Regions from separate parts of the Mus musculus genome. Here region 1 is linked to region 2. A link is a loop called in an ENCODE intact Hi-C map of the cell type or tissue named here. Cell type or tissue: gastrocnemius. All regions are shown on one strand. Links, peaks and the distances in the headings refer to the core of each region. The heading gives the core; the rest is flanking DNA.

Region 1 (8,343 bases), core at 204-8,203, 67 kb after region 2:
GGAAATGTATAAACACGCGCTGCATTATGGGACTAGTGGCAAGGAGCACACCTGTATAAATGGAGTCTATCTGCTGCAATAACTCACCCTTCCCCCATGCACTTATATAATAATCCTGGCTTTCAGAAGACTAATCACTACGCGCCATCTACACAGCATCTAATTTCCTCATCAAATTTCTCTGCTGGACTTAGCCATGCTTGCCAACCTCCCAGCGCCCCCTTCAATACCTGGGTTTATTCTTAGTGTCTCGCCAATAAACATTCCTAAGAGCAAACCCAGGAAAGAATGAAGTCCGGGGTTTCTTTATCGCTCCCTCTTTCAAGAAGGGTTTTCTGCTTACACGCCTGGGAAAGGTCACAGGTAATATTGGCTGGTCACTTTCGGGTGGCGGGATTGGGCGAGCACATTGGGCTCTTTTGTTTAATCGTCTCACCGACCACCAAGGGGGCCTGTAAGCTGCTGGGAAACCACTTAGAAAAGCAAATGGATCATTATGTCCAACCCAGGTTCCCTCCAAGAACAAATTAAGTTGCTAATATTCTTTTTCAGAACAGTTGCAGATTTTCTATACACACTCATCTTCATCTTGCTTGTGCGTATGTGTTCCCATATGTTCACAGAGAGTTCTAACTTTTTGTAGTGGAGAAAAGTGCCATGAAATGGCTTTTCATACATTTTTACAACAGAAGTTTGTTTATTTAAATCTTTTTCCATTATGACTGGGGTTGTAACTCAGAGGTAGAGTACTGGTTTAGCATGTGCAAAGTCATGAGTTAGAGTTCATCAGAGCCCACTACAAAATGTTTGCCTTTCTAGGGGCTCACAAGGAATAAAAGACCTTCAGGAAACCATAGAAAAAGTACAGTTGTCGGGCTGTTCATTTCTAAAATAAGCTTAGGAGGGCTTGGGAGGTATCTATCTCAATGGCAGAGTGCTTGCCTGGCACACACAGAACCCTGGGTTCAATCCCAGCCACCCATTCCTCTTCTAAAATAGTACTGGCCTAGGGCACTGCACAGGCTGTATTATGTCTGTCCAAATAAGGTATGTTGGAGTTCTAATTCTTTCCATCCTCTAGCATGGCACTACTTGAAAATGGAGTTTTTACAGATGTAGTGTAGCATGTTGGAATCACAAAAGTGGGCTCTAATTCAGTATGGCTAGTCTTTTATCAAAAGGGAAACTTGCATACAGGCACACAGAGAGAGGCCATATATAAAGATAGAGGTAGAAATAGAGGTAGGGGTAGAGACAGAGACAGAGACAGAGACAGAGATAGAGATATATAGATGGAGGCAGATGTTGGGGTAGAAAAGCAAAGCAAATGCTGGTTGCAAAGAAACCAGCACGTGCACGGAGTGATGCAGGAGGAAGATTTACCCACAGTGCTTAATAAAAGACAGGCTTGTCCATACCTTGAGCTTGGACTTCCAGCCTGCAGATTTGGGAGATAAATTTCTATTGTCTAAGCCAACTGCATGGAAGTTGGCTACCACAGTGCTAGGAAACTAGAAAAATGTTAATGATGATTCCCAAATGTATTAACAAGGTGGACCTGCTTCCTGCTTGATTCTGTGCTGCAATAACTTTCTTTTTATAAGAATTCAACATGTGCCTTCTTGCATCATATAGTATTCTGCATCAAACAAGCATCCCTGTGCCCTTGGAAGCCAGCACGGCCTGAATACCAATACTTCCCCAGACCGAATCTATCACTTTGTGAGGAGGGACTTTCCTGGGCACTGTCCTGAGTTCAGCAGCATCCCACTGACCTTGTCTCTCTAGATGCCCACAGTGCTGTCTCATGAGTTGTGGCAAACCTTCAGGTATTTTCAATTGTCTAATGAGGGAGAGGGCTACTCTTTATAGACATTCAGGAAGCACAAAACAACAACAAAAAAAATGAGTTATACTTAATACTCTCTAATCCTCAATTTTCCTGGCTGTCAGAGACTTTTTCCAAACTTTTGTGAACGATAACCTTTTGTCTTACTTCTATTGGCAAATAAACCTTGTTTAACTATACTACCAACAACTAAAGGCCAGCCACTATAATCTGGGTTTAGGTGGTGTCTCTTAGGCATGCAAACCTTTCTATCACAGCCATGAGACTGACCTCAGAAAGTAATCTCCCTTCAAGACTAAAGAGTAAGACATTGATAAGTATGTCCTTCATTCTATTGTTGAATATTAAAAGTTTGTGTGTAGACACCACTGAGTTGAAAAGGAAGGAGAATCTTGCATGGGGTCAAGATATCTTGGCACAGGTATAAGTCAGTCAATGTTTATTAAAACACAGAATGGCTCTTGTTCCTAAGAGACGGAAGATAAACAAATGGTTTTATACTATATACTTTCAATTCTAAATTATGAAATTGGTCCCAAATTGAAAGACTTTCTTTACTCATGGTCGCCTTATACAGGATATTCTCACCTTGTTGTCTGGATAGAGAACTGGAATGTGCTGCTGAGATTTTAGACTCCAGGTAGAAGTGAGCTAGATTTACAGTTGTAGCATGGAGCCATTTTTTGACTGTCCTAAGTCTAAACCGCCTTTTGATCTGTAATATAGAAATATTGGATAGAGTTATTATGGGACTAAAAACAGGTAGATAATACTTATTGAGATTGGTTTGGTAATAAGAGCATGGCAGCTAATTACTGCTTTTAAAGTAACTCATTTTCCACACTGGTCAATGTAAACATTCTCTCTTCTTAAGTCTTTATAAATGTCCAGGTTCTCCTCCTACAGAGATTTTTTTTTTTTGGAGTTTTCTATAATAAAAACAAACAAAGTCTTTCTAAACTAAGTCAATCCACCTTTTTGTGAAAGAAAATGTGTGTTTTTAGAGTTTGCAGCTCAATAATGTTTTCTTATCTACAGGCTTCTGCCCACTGTGGAACGCAAGTCGACATAAGTACCATGTTATCAGCTGAACATCACTGTTCCAACAGAACGTTACTGACTGAAGCGTGGCAGTGGTTGGGGTTTAGGTGTCGGCCGTCAGACCCACATTATTCTGTAATGAAGAAGAAGCTGTGACTTTGCATGCATCGTCCGCTCATGCATTTATGTAACTGCTTTCGCTAAAAAGAACTTCAGATGAAAAGCACGCCAGCCCTTTCCATGAACGTTTTATAATATCTCCTGAGAACAGTAGTGATTGCACTGCATTTGTCACTCACAGCATGGCATCGGGGCTGAAGACATCATGATTCGTTGCCATAGAGAAAATCTTACGTACCGCTTCTGCTCAGGACATCTAGGGCATGTCTTGTCACAAGCCTGCTGCACCATCTCGTTCATGGTGTGGGCTGCCAGTCTCTGTTGGGGTCTGTGGGTGGGTGGGGTTCAACTCTTTACATGTTGATCTTACGAAAAGCACATGGAGACTGATTTCTTGGTTAACCTGTCTACTGCCTCAGACGCGCTTATGGTGAAGCCTGACCCAGATTCATAATGTCAAGGGCCCAGTACTGGATGCCTAAGCCATCTGGAAACTACACTCAACTCACTGTTCTAAACTTGAATACTCTGATCCAGACTTGGCTTTGGATCACCAGAGAAAATTTGAAATAACCTCGAGGCAAGGAGCATATCTCAAAGACCAGGACCCAGAACACAAAAACAAACTTAGAAGCACTGAAAGCTCTGCCATTTATTTCCATTCTTAGCAAAGTAGAAGGGATTTGTAAAGTAAGGAAAATCCTCCTTCGCTAGGGTTGACTGGTGTGAACACTATCAGTTAGTAGCAATTAATTACATGCAAGAATTATGGTGATTTTGCTTTTGGATCAGCAAGGTTCTCTGCTTCCCCCACAAATTCTCTGCAGCAAAACCCCTAACCCTGGTACCTATGCCTCCCTTGCTCTCCATTCTAAAGCCAAAGTTTAACCTGGTGGTAAGCCAGGCTCCTCTTTAGAAGGAAATCCCCACCTTCACAAATAAAATTATTCAACCCCAAACATACTGTGTGATGTCAATACAGGCTGTGTTCTGAAGCTTTAAACTATAATCCAAACTTCTATTCTTCCTGAGAGATGAGAGAGTATCTCTGAATCTAAGCCAAGGAAGAAAATGAGATGCTTGACAAGAAGCACACAATAACCATGGCCACCATTTATAATTTGATGTTCCTTGTGGCGTTCACAATGTGGGCGTGTGTTCTTGTGAGTGCCAGTCTTGTTCATGTTCAAACCCTAGGAGTCATCTTGCAGACCGAGAGTATACTAGCCAGCTACTGCTGCATGAAAGTAACACGTGCTTGCATGGAGGCTCACCTGTCCCATGCAGCTTATCACAGTCACTGCACACAGTCTTGCAGACAGAAATCAAGATGTCGGCTCTGCTCCCACCCCATGTGGTATCCACATCCTCCACCGACCTGTAAATTCAAGCCTTGCTTGTCTCCCTGAGTTTGTCTCCCTGAGATCCTTGTTTCCTCCCTGGGTTCCAGCTGAGGGGCCTCTTAGAGGACCCTCGGGTTCACAGGCTCTCACAACATGGCTGTTTTGACAATACCCAGAGAAATTCTATGACTTCAGGGAAGTCTTCTTGCTGGAGAGTTCAAGTAATTTGAATAATCTCCTTTTTTATTAACTCAGTCAACTAATCAAGGAGGGGGTTGAACCACATCTTCAGTAGCATTCATTCATCCTTAAGAATACAGCATAACATCCCACCATCGTTAGAGCCCTCACTCACACTCAATGGGAAAGAATGCAGTGTATATGTATTCTAGGGGTAGGAATCCAGGGAGCCATCTTGGAGACTACTGTAAAGACACTGGCAACAAATTATCCAAAATTTCTATATATAAATGTGCTCTTATGTATATGTGTACACCACACACACACACGCATATCTATAAATATCTGTAGATATGCATGTGTGTACAGTGTACAAGTCTATCAAGACCACACATGCTCCAACAAAGTCACAAGTCCTAAGCAGTCCCCTGAGCAGTTTACCAATTAGAGACTTTGCTCAATAACATGAGCATGTGAGGGCCATTCTCATCCAAGCCACCATATTACATAACTGTTATAAAGTTTAATTTATAATTCTGGCACAGATACTAATACCAATTAATAATAAATAGAATGCTCTAACAATATGCTGGAGTGAAACCTATCAAAACGTTTAAATCATTTATTTCTTGAAGTTTTCACTTAATATTTTCAGATTCTGATTGATAGTGATTAACAGTACTGGGAGCAAGAGGTAACACACATGTTATACATGTTTTCCATCCTCACACACATATACAGACACCCAGTTTTGGTGGCGAACTCCAAAACTTCTAAAAAAAAAAAAAATGCACACACATAGAGCTCTTACTACTCATTTGTCAAGGCTATTCATTCAGTGGTGGATTCACGGGCTGCTTGTCTTCCTGTTCAAAGAAGTAAATCCCACAGACTGCCCTCTGGATGGAGACTGGAACCCAGATAGGCTTTTCAGAGAAGGAATTTCTCCCTTGCCTGGGAACTACAAAGTGAATTTGAAACTATGGGCAACACCACGGCAGTCACATGGATAAGATTTTTAAAAGAGAGAGAGAGGGAGAGATGAAGATCTGAACTATTCGGTGCCGTTCAACTGTTTTCTACATACCAGATCAGCAGACTATTTCTGATGTCCGTACCCACCCATTCTCAGCAGGAGATAGGACAGAATATGCTCTGTACATGACCCATGTGAGCCCCAGATCAAGAGGACAGTATTTGCATAAACAGAATCCTAGAGACCATGTCATCACTATCTCTCTCTTCCTCCTCCTCCCCTCTCTGCCCTCCAAGCCAGTCAGATCAAGTTTCCCGGGCTACCTTCCATGAACATCAAGGAATGCAGTAGAGACGAATGTTACATCGACACCCACGGTGCCACGGCAAGGGAAAACTGTTTGTACACTCTTTTCATTTCTCGGTATGGACAAGCATCTGAAGACTTTGCACCTGTTCTCGTTAGCCCTGGCAAATGCAGCGTGCATTTATATTAATAGAACGATGTTTTCATAACAGAATGGGTGCGCAGTAATCCTGGCGCACACACTGGATGCTCTCATGAGCGCGGGCGAGGGTGGGGGTGGGGGAGGGGTGACTCTTACATAAAGTCCCATGGCAATAATACAAGACCCGGACTCCCAAGCTGCATCCCCAGAACAGTTAGGAGAGGATTTTTTTTTCCTGGAATGACTAGGCTCCCGTCTTGGAAATCCAATTAGATACTTGATGAAGAGGGAAATGTGCTGTATGCAAACGGGTTTTTCATGGGTGTCTCAAAGCTGGGACCCCTTTGGGGCTCCATCTCCTGTTTCTCTAATTTGAGTCTTATCTCCCCAGAATGGAGTTGAGAACCAGTGAGGTCATCTTTGGCTCAATTCCTGAAAGTTTGTTTTGAGTCGCCAGTGTAAATATTGCCTGTCCAATCTGTACATTTGCACAAATTAACTGAAACCAGCTACCCAATTCCTTGTTCATATTTGTGTCTTTTGATTAAGCCTGACAGCTGTAACCTCATTAGCCCTCCTCTGGTCATGGCAAAACAGCTGTCAGAGTAGGGGGAAGTACATTCACTCAAGTGGTTCTCTAGACCAGGCACATTAAAATCGATAGGGGCTCTAAACGGTTCTGTTATGCTTCTAATTCTAATTTATGGTGTGTTGTGTCCTTTCGCCTAGATACATATCGGGAACCTAAAGTCAGCCAGTCATCTATGGAGAAGGCCAGGCTCTGTATCTTACAGGGAGAATATGGGTTTTACCTGAAGATATCAGATCTGCATTCTTTGGAATGGGGCTTTAGCATGTACTATATAACACAGACAATTTTAAAATATTAGCTCGCGATGTGTTTTTTGGCATGAGACGTTTTGTTAATTTTGACAGAAGGCCAACAGAGTCATAACTATGGAAGTAAGAAAGCCCCTGCAGCTGGTGCTCATGGGAGCTGGAGATAAAAAGCGAGCAGAGTTAGAAACACTCCGATGGGAATGTGGTTTTCTTCAACAGGACACAAAGCCCTTGGAGTGAGCCCTGTTAGGTTCTGCAGTAATCTTCATGAAGGAAGGAGGCAGAGAGAGTTCTCGATAGCTATTCTTTTAAACCCGGAGGCTCATGGGAGACTGTTTTCTATCCAGCAAGGTGTTGAAAAGGACAGTGAGGCTCGAACAGATGTCACGAGAGGCCTTCTCTCCCAGCTCTTTTACCGGGGTTGGGGGAAAGGGGAGCATGGCAAAGAGGAAAATACTCTGGCGAACAAAAAAGATCTGGAGACCTCAGCTCTGGTCCATATTCTACCACATCTCACCCAACTGACCACGATGAAGTCCACTTGGTTCACGAGGACCAAGTCCTCCCTGGTTCTGCATCTGTAGACTCATTTGGAAAAGCGGGAGACTTGCTAGCTTTTGGCAGTGCTCCTATTTATCTGCAGCGATCAATGACTTCTTGTAGCATCCAAGTACTACACACAGATATTCCACGATGGTGCAAGGTGAGTTTATGCACTAACGGTCTAGCTTGGGGGCAATTCTTTTTCTACTCTTTCTTAGGGCCCATTAGCTGAAAATGTAAACAGGTGCTGTCCTTTGGCACCCCCTGGTGGTGCCAATAGCTTTTACATCTGTCTGGGGTGCAGGTCGCTATTTACATAATCGCGAAAAATCCTGCAGGGACTTCTTCATGTTGTCTTATAGCTTCCAAGCCACTGCATCTTAGAGGCCGAGGTGAATGTGGCCATTATACAGGGAAGTTGTATCATCGGGGTCAACATCCCATCATGGGCATCAACGTTATAAAGCAGAACACACAAAGTTGAAGAATTTACCCAGTAGCCGACTGCTACTTTCAGCACTGTGAGAAAATATAGGAAATATTGAAATATTAGTGCAAGGCAAATGCTTCCTTTGTAAGTGAGTGACTTTAGAATTTCCAGAAATATTAAATAACACACGCTGGCATGTGTTTTTCCTAAAAACAGGTAGTAGTAATGAAACAATATTAAATTTAAATTTTTCCTGAGGTTTTTTTTTTTTTTTTACATTTTTTTCTTCAATTTAAGAATCATTTAAAAAGAAAACTTTAAAACTCAGAAGTCAGCTAAAAGAAATAAATGTGGGTTTCTGTTATGGAATGAGAGGTAAATGTATTTTAATTATTGTGAATCAATCATGGTGGTTTGATAGCAATTACATTATGCTTTTGGTAATCCCTTGAATCCCTTATTGTGTATACAATTATATTCGTTCCCTTTCATTCTGAAACTATATTGAAACCCAGCTTTTAAAAATGTATCGATCCATTATAAATTCACATAGTGACATTTTAGTTTGAATGA
Region 2 (8,343 bases), core at 247-8,246:
AGGTGCTCAGAAAAGAGTAAGTAGGTAGGGGAGTTTTTGAAAGCAGGGTTTGGAAGGTGAGTGTGATCAAAATATTTTATGCATATTTTTGAAATGTGATAGTGCAGCCCATTATTTTTCCACAACTAATACATGGAGATGAAATGTACTGCAATGTCTCACTTTAGGGCTACTTTGACAGATACATATGAGTAATTAGTTTAGCATCTGTATCCATTCAAACAACTCATTGGGCACCTAATACATGGTGGACTCCTAAGAGTTTTGATTGATTCATATAGATCATCTTCATTGACTCAGCACCAAGCACTGTCTTATACTCGTTGATTCAACACCAAGTACTACCTTACATTTGACCTTTATCTAGTATGTCTACTGTTTCCCCAAGATCAGGAGCCAAGCTTAATGTACTAAATTTATTTTCTCTTAAAATATTCTTTATTCTCATTATTGGCTCTGTTACATAGAAAGTGCATAAAAATATGTTGAATGATTTGTTTAATGGCTTTCACATACTAAGTTAACACAAGAAACAACTGTTTCAACCAAAACAACAAACAACGAGTCTATAAATACTTACTTACAGAGAACTCAAAATCAACTTGTATGGAATAAACAAAAAACATTTCACACCTATGGCTTTAAGTACCCTGCCCTCAGAGCTTGGTCATCATAACAGCATTTCCATACATGAAATGTAAACTTTGAACAAATTAGTACTTGTTCATAAACACCTTGGATATATTTATGGCTCCAGCCCTTCCCATGTCCAAACCTAGAGACTTAGAAACATTTCCACAAATATGTGTTACATGTTTTGTAGGCAGCATAACAGTTGTGAGAATGGGAAGTATTCCAGCTTATTTGTAAGCCACTATCAAAAGAAGTGATTAGAGCCAGAGTTAAGCTGTACTTTGTGGTTGGCAGTCCTAGCTATTTGAAGTGCATTAATTGTAGATGACAATAAAGCTAGAGGTATTGTAAAACAAACTTAATTTTGACTTTCATTCACTCAATTAAAATATCTGTGAATATATCAAAATGCAGCTTTATTCCTCAGTGCAGGAGCGGAGATACAAATTCATAAAACAAGATTTGCATTTTCATATACAGGTAATGTTTACTCTTAAAAATGGCATTTTGTAGTTCAGATTACCCAGAAACATATTCATCTATGTGAAGTCCTATGTTTGATTCCCAGCATAGGAAAATTAAAAACTACAGAAACTTAAAACACATAGAGAAAGAAGCAGAAAAAAAGAACTGTATTTAATGTTATACTATACCAAAGAAGGTTTGAATCTAACTCTGAGAGCAGATAAGGGGAAGGTATGTTTGAAGTCTCTGGACTTCAGCTTATTTGCAAGGAGTCAGAGAGGAAAACCCCCAGCAGACAGCCCAACTTCTAAGGAAGTCTTAATCATTGAGAGTTGGTCCTCTGTAGATCACAAGAATCTGAAGACCACATGGAGTCTGGTGCAAAAAATTTGTCTCTCCAGTCAGTACTTTATTAAAGCCATGCCCCAGTCCAGCAAAGAGCTGATGATCCTGTTCCAATAAAACTTGCTAAGTCCCTGGGGAATAGAGTCTGGTGCGGACATTCGTTCCAGAGGAGCTAGCAAAAACAAGAAGCAAAAAATTGTCCCTATCCTCTTTTATCCAAGAACTGCAAGGAGAGTGCTGGGGGTCCTCAGAGTTCCAGCTGCAATGAAAGAGAGAGAGGGGGGAGGGAGAGGGAGAGAGATTAAGATCAAACAAGCCAGTCACCAATAACATTAGAGATTAGTCCTAGAAAAAAAACCCTGAATTGATGCCCACTGCCATATTAATATGACTGAAGCTATACCTAATTTCAGTTAGCATATATCTCATTTTTATGAATTTCATATGACTTGTGAACTTATTGGTCATGTGGTTCTTGCAACTTGCTTGTCTGTGTCTCCATATTGAAACTGTCATCAGTTTTACATGAGAGGAAACTTTTATAAAACAAAGGTGCTAACCATATTTATTTCGTGTGTTGAATCTACTTGTAACAGTTGGTGATTTGTATTTTTCACTTTATTTGTGATATTTTCATTCAAATTTATTCGTGAAGATTTTCAAAGTAATTCTGTGTTAGAGAGCAGGTTGGAAAAATAGAGAAACCAAGAGAAGACAGAAAGGAGAGGAGAGGGAGGATGAAGGAGAAGGATGAGAGAGAGGAAGGTGACAAGGAGGGAGAGATGGAAGAGGAAGAAGAGGAGAAGGAGGAAGAGAAGGTAAAAGAGAAGGAGGAAGAGGCAGAGGAAAGCAGTTCTCTTTCAGAATACATGGAAACATATTTTTGTTTTAAGACTTTACTACATCCAAGGTCAGTGAGATATTCATATTTACATTTTAAACTTGCCTCTATAAACACATACAAAACCTTTTATGATCTAGTAGTTATGATTTTTGTAAATTTTAACCAAACGTATTGTTGCAGTTGATCTGCTTGCCTGCTGCTTCCTCGCTGACCTGAAATCCCATCTTCATCGTGCCTACTTTATACATGTCTACCATATTTTTCTTTTACTGAAAATAGGGTTTTTTCATTCAATATATTCTGATTACAGTTCCCCTTCCCTTATTCCTCCAAGTTCCTTCCTATCGCCCATCTTATCTGGACCCTTTCTGTCATCCCTCATCAGAAAACAAACAAACATCTAAGGAATAATAGTAAAAATTAAAAGATAAAACAATTCACAATAGGAAAAAACAACCAACACCCCCCCCAAAAAAAATCCAAAGAAAAAAAGCTTTAAAAAAATGTATATTGATACAGAGACACATACATTTGCAAACACTAGGATCCTACAAATCCCAAAAGTGGAAGCCAAGGTGCCTGTGATATTTAAGATTTAGGAGAGAGAGAGAGAGAGAGAGAGAGAGAGAGAGAGAGAGAGAGAGAGGAAGAGGAAGAGGAAGAGGAAGAGGAAGAGGAAGAGGAAGAGGAAGAAGAAGAAGAAGAAGAAGAAGAAGAAGAAGAAGAAAGAAAGAAAGAAAGAAAGAAAGAAAGAAAGAAAGAAAGAAAGAAAGAAAGAAAGAAAGAAAGGGAGGAGGAGGAGGAGGAAGGAAGGATGGAAGGAAATAACCAAAACAACAACCATGATTCAGAACTATGAGACAAAGAACTTTCCCAAACACTGTTGAGTTGGTTTTGTTTTGGCACCTACTCATGGGCATGAAGCCTACCATTAAGAGTGGTTTGGTTCCCCAGTGAAACTCCTTTGGAAAAAAGTAATTTTCATTTGTAAGTGACTCTCATGAGGAGATAGATTCTAGGTTAGGGATGTATACCTATGCACTTATTTAAACATTTTACCATCTGTCTGATGTCTTCATAACTCCAAAGATCTATTAGTTCTACACTGTTTAAACAACATAGCTTACAACAAATGTTAATGTCTAACCATACGAGTTAGCTTCACTCATCTTCAAAATATTGTGCCTCTTCTTGCATTCATTTTCCATGATGAGCCCTAAAATCTGTGGAAGATGCAGAAGCTGGTCAGAATTTTATTAAATCTTACATTATTAGGAGATAGAAGTGACAGACAGCTTTCCAACATGGAAAGTCCCCAACCAAGGGCAAAGTTATCTTTATGTTTATTGTTGCCTAATTTCTTGTTCAGTTGAGCATATGGTTTTCACTTTTTTCTGTGTGTTTTATTGTTTATTCCAAATTAGTGAATATTTTCTATCTTGAAAGAGGAGTCCATTACATTTGATAAGTGATTTTTTTTCTTTCCTAAATACCTTTTTTCTGAATATAAATTCTTTTTTTAAATTTTTATTTATGCTTTGAAATTTTTGGACATGAATACACTGTGCCTTGATCACGTGTAGCCTTCCCTCCTTCACCTCTAAGTCTTCCCAGAAGTCTTTATCTTATCATCTGATTTCCTGTCCTCTTATTTGACATTCTCTAAGCAAATATGTCATTATATTCTGTCTCCATTCCGAGTGATTTAGATATTTAGGTCATGAGAAAAAAACTGAAAGGTTTTAGCATCAAAAAAATAACCTAGCCTTTTGGTTCAGTTGTGTCCTTATCATATAAATATGGGCACTGTGTAGGTTGTCTGAACTTTAGCATCTTTATCTGCAAAAGGGGATTTGCTTCTCCTTGGTCATGGTCAGTGTGGAGCAAGAGAAAGTTAAGCATAGAGTTTAAACATAGATAGCAGTAAGAAGTGAAGGAAAAGATAATAGTGAGTTCCTTTTTTTCTCGGTTGGTATAAAGCAGTGGTTCTCAACCTGTAGGTCAGAATCCCTTTGGGGATCACCTGTCAGATATTTACACTGTGATTTATTACAGTTATGAAGTAGCAGTGAAAATAATTGTATAGTTAGGGAATTGTTACAGCATGAGGAGTCGCGGCTTCAGGAAGGTTGAAAACCATTGATGTAGAGAAATGATTTAGAAATGTTATTGAATAGATTAAAGAACTCAGAAAATATAAACGTGTCTCTACTCATAAAATGCAGTCATGGTCCTCACTAGCTAATTGCCCCAACATCCATTGAGTGAACACCAATTCTCAGGAACAACTGGGCCACACGGACATGAAGATGGCTATATCTGCCCATGCAAAGGCATTGTCCCCAGGGGCTTGCCGTGCAGTCCACTGGCTCACTGTTAAAGGCAATGGTTTCCCCTCCTGGGTCTTCAGATCATGTATCAGATCAGCCCATTTCTCCATCCTTCTCTTGTGTTCCTGTCCTTACCAGTTTAGTCAATGGTTCTTCCTGAGTAGACCCAAGGCAACTAACTCTTAGGTCTTCTCGCTGTTATTTCTGAAGTCACTGCTCACATCCTCCTTTCTGGGCTTGTTGGTGCCTCAGGAGCTGACCTAGGATAAATGGAAGCTCCTGGCTGCCAACTGTGCTGTCAGCTGTGTGGAGGGGTCAAAGGTGCTTGGCTGAGCTCATGGATTCTGAAGGTCTGCCAGCAGGGAAGGCATTCGCCTTAGAGGGAAATGATGCCCTGTGCATACCTCGTCCACGGAGTGCTGAATGTGCCAAATTCGGGCAATACCCAATATGGAGAAAAGAAGCCTAAGGCAAATGTTTCCAGGCTCCTCCCTGCAGATCCACAAAGCCACCTGCAGAGCCAGGCTTGAACAGTAGGGAAGAAGTAACTTTCTCTTTCCCCTGAGTGCTGAACCAGCATGACAGCTGCTTCCCGTGAATAAAGCACATTCCCCAGCCCCACAAAGGCACACACACCTCCTGCTCCGATTTATCTCCTGTGCTGAATGGATTTTGTAAACTGTGTGGATCTTCAACATATTGATCTGATCTACATCATCCTCACGCTGAAAGTTAACACTGAACGATCCTGGAAATGAAAGGTCGTTCTTGCATTCTCCAAGTTTGCTTGGCCCAAATTAAATGACAAATCTCTTGACTAAAGTATTAAAAAGGGGGGAAATTAATGTCTAGGGGAGGGGAAATGTACAAAAACCATTTGACAAATGAAGCCAAATGTAAATTTAGCTTGGGGGGCGGTCATTGCCATGTCAATGTGGAGGTAGAAACAGCATTGAAGGAAAGTTCTCTTTCCCTTGCAAGATGCACCGCTTGTCCCATTGGGTGAAACAGTGACTATAAATGTTACTGATGACTCTCGCCGCCCCCAGTTTAACCCGGGTTTTTTCTAAATGCTTATGTAGCGTGCAAATTATCCGCTGAAGTGTAGCCAGGGGTGCCAAGTGAACAACTCTGGAGACGTCAGGGTATGAAGTTTGGAAATGAAACAGCAGACTTTAAATAGCCCAAGTGCGTGTATCGCGAGATGACTTCAGTGGCCCTTGTCGTTACTGGCAAGCTGCATAGATAGAACCCTCTAAAGGCTTAATCCAGAAGCAAACAGCTTGTTACTCAGGTACCATTAGTATAACTACTAGGCTGCTGCAAGTTACAATTTGATTTCATTTGTTAGTTTTTCATCTTCCCTTCCTCCAGAAAATAGTGACTTATGTGTATATGTAAACAGTGATGCACATATATACAATTTCAACGAGCTCTGATCACTGTAATCATTGACTTACAATAATTTTGCCAAAATGAAAGAACGTCTAATGGGAAAAAGACATAAATAGTTTAGGGGTTTTAAGGTTTAAAGATACCATACAATAATTTTAACAACATTTTTGCTAATAAACTCTTGAGACATTGGAGAAATTAGGGTCCATTTCCATGGGAAATGTGCAAGTGGCTATAGGAAAGGGCTTAGTGTTTATTAGCTTCCTAATATGTGTCGAGAATCATGCTAAATGCTTTACATATGCTTCTGCACTTATAGTTTTTAATAGTCGATGAAATATGCATTATTGTTCCCAATCTACAGAACAGGAAACTGGAAACTCACAAAAATTACATAAAACTTTTAAGCCTGAACAGAAACTGCTTTTCAACAGTGAACCTGAATTAAAATCCAGGTCTGCAGACTCCAAAGTTCCTTTTCTTTTTATTTTATTCTTTCTTTTCTTTTTTTCACAAGATTTCCTATTCACAGAAGTCCAAAGTATATTAATTGTCATTTAAATATATCTCCTTCCAAAGATAACAACAAAACACTAAAAATAAATTATCCACAGTTGATAGTATCGTTACCAGTTTATAAAAGTGATTTGGGAAACGACAGTAGTTTTGCATTTCACTTTCAAATAATTAAATAAGAAAATTATTGCCGTAGATGTTGTCAATGCAGTGTGTAAATGACCTTACCACTTCTAACAAATTAAATCAGTTCTGGGTTATAGTATAAATAGGAACTGTGTTTATGCTTCCTACATGTAAGCAGAAATTTTAACTTGTTTTTCTGGGTTTCTTGAGGGTATATTTGATAAATAAAAACTAAATGTATTTAAGAAGTAAAATGCTGGCTGGTTTCCTACACATGCACATTATGAAATGATTGCTGCCACCCAGCTCATGAACACATCCAGCATGTGGGCAGGGTTTTATAGGACACACACACACGGACACACACACACACACACACACACACACACACTCCCTTTACAAACTGAAGCATGGCATGTGGTTAGCTGCAAGTCTCCCTGCTGCACAGTGGATCTTCAAACATTCTTCATCCCAGATCATTGAAATTCTGGACTGTTTGGATCAACTTCTCTCCATTCCCCAAACCATCCTCCAATAATGACCTTTCAACTCTCTGCTCTCCGGAGCTCCACATTTTTAGTTGGCCCATACCACATAAGAAATATCATAGGTCATTTGTCCTTCTGTGTTGATCTACTTCATTAAAAATGAAAGGATTTTTTTTCTATTTGGGTGAGGAGTAGACTACATAGCATTTCAGTATATAGGTGTGTATATGTATCTGAATTTATCAGATTTTTAAAATGTATCCCTCATAACTTCTCTTCATTTATGTTTAGACTCTTAGTGAAAAAACAACAAAGCCAAAAACAGTGGTTTTTTTTCCTGTTTCTTAACCTAGTTGCTAATCTCTTATTTATTTATTTCATGAGTCTGTACATTTCTGCACATAGGTTATGTTTTTATTAAAAATGGGTTCTGGTTGTTCTAACTCGATGTTAGAATACATGTTCAATACAAGTGTGATCCTAGATTTGGTACATAGTAAATAAATAAATAAGTAGAAAAAAATTTAAGTTTCTCTCTCTCTCTCTCTCTCTCTCTATATATATATATATATATATATAATAACTGTAAATATTTATATATAATTTTTAGATTTTATTTATATAAAATATATTTTGTATATACTTATATATGTTAAAATATAAAATATCTATAAATATGAATATACTTTATATAACTATAATCAAATAAAATCATAGAAAAAAGTTTTCAAGGTTATTTGAAGTCATAATAAGATTTTTTTTCAATTAAAAAGCATTTGATTGTGTGAGTGGTGAAATGTGCCTAGGTTGGTGGGGTCACGCAAGTGATGGTTGGGTAGATGCCTCTCATACCTACATCTGCTCTGGCCAGCCAAATATGCCCTTTGAGAAGCCATCGGCGTACAGCCGCTTGAAGAACATAAGCCCATGAAAAAACAACATGGGTAAAGATGCCATCTTGCCTTTTGCAAAGTTCCCAGTTGGGAGCCGACGTTTATTGTTCCTTCGGCCATGGCTGTGTCTCTGGAGGACCAGTGGAGACCATGCTTCTCCAGCTTCATCTTCCATGCTTCTGTCCATCCTCCACTGATCGCTAATGAAGCAGATTCTCTGTCTTCACAGCCATGGTCGCGCTACACTGTTGACCACTCAGCGTGTGGCTTGTTGACCACTCAGCGTGTGGCTAGCGTGACTGTGGGGC

What was found. Peaks named below come from ENCODE experiments on the same cell type or tissue, not always from the same donor. Only the 100,000 strongest peaks of a DNase experiment are listed, where the experiment ranks them.
Region 1: it touches region 2 in a loop (2.5-fold over the local background); 2 of 42 quality-filtered maps call a loop at or near these places.

What each region holds. Positions count from the first base shown.
Region 1 is chr10:23,603,772-23,612,114 of GRCm38, forward strand. No RefSeq gene overlaps it. Among named protein-coding and RNA genes, the nearest start is that of Gm47843, 33 kb to the left of the region's middle. In gastrocnemius, for the core only: a CTCF peak has its summit at 7,602 (motif pointing left); a DNase peak (open chromatin) is centred at 7,604; H3K4me3 peaks cover 1,153 bases; H3K27ac peaks cover 2,464 bases.
Region 2 is chr10:23,537,108-23,545,450 of GRCm38, forward strand. No RefSeq gene overlaps it. Among named protein-coding and RNA genes, the nearest start is that of Gm47843, 34 kb to the right of the region's middle. In gastrocnemius, for the core only: a CTCF peak has its summit at 5,137; no DNase peak of the experiment used is centred there; H3K4me3 peaks cover 1,250 bases; H3K27ac peaks cover 1,909 bases.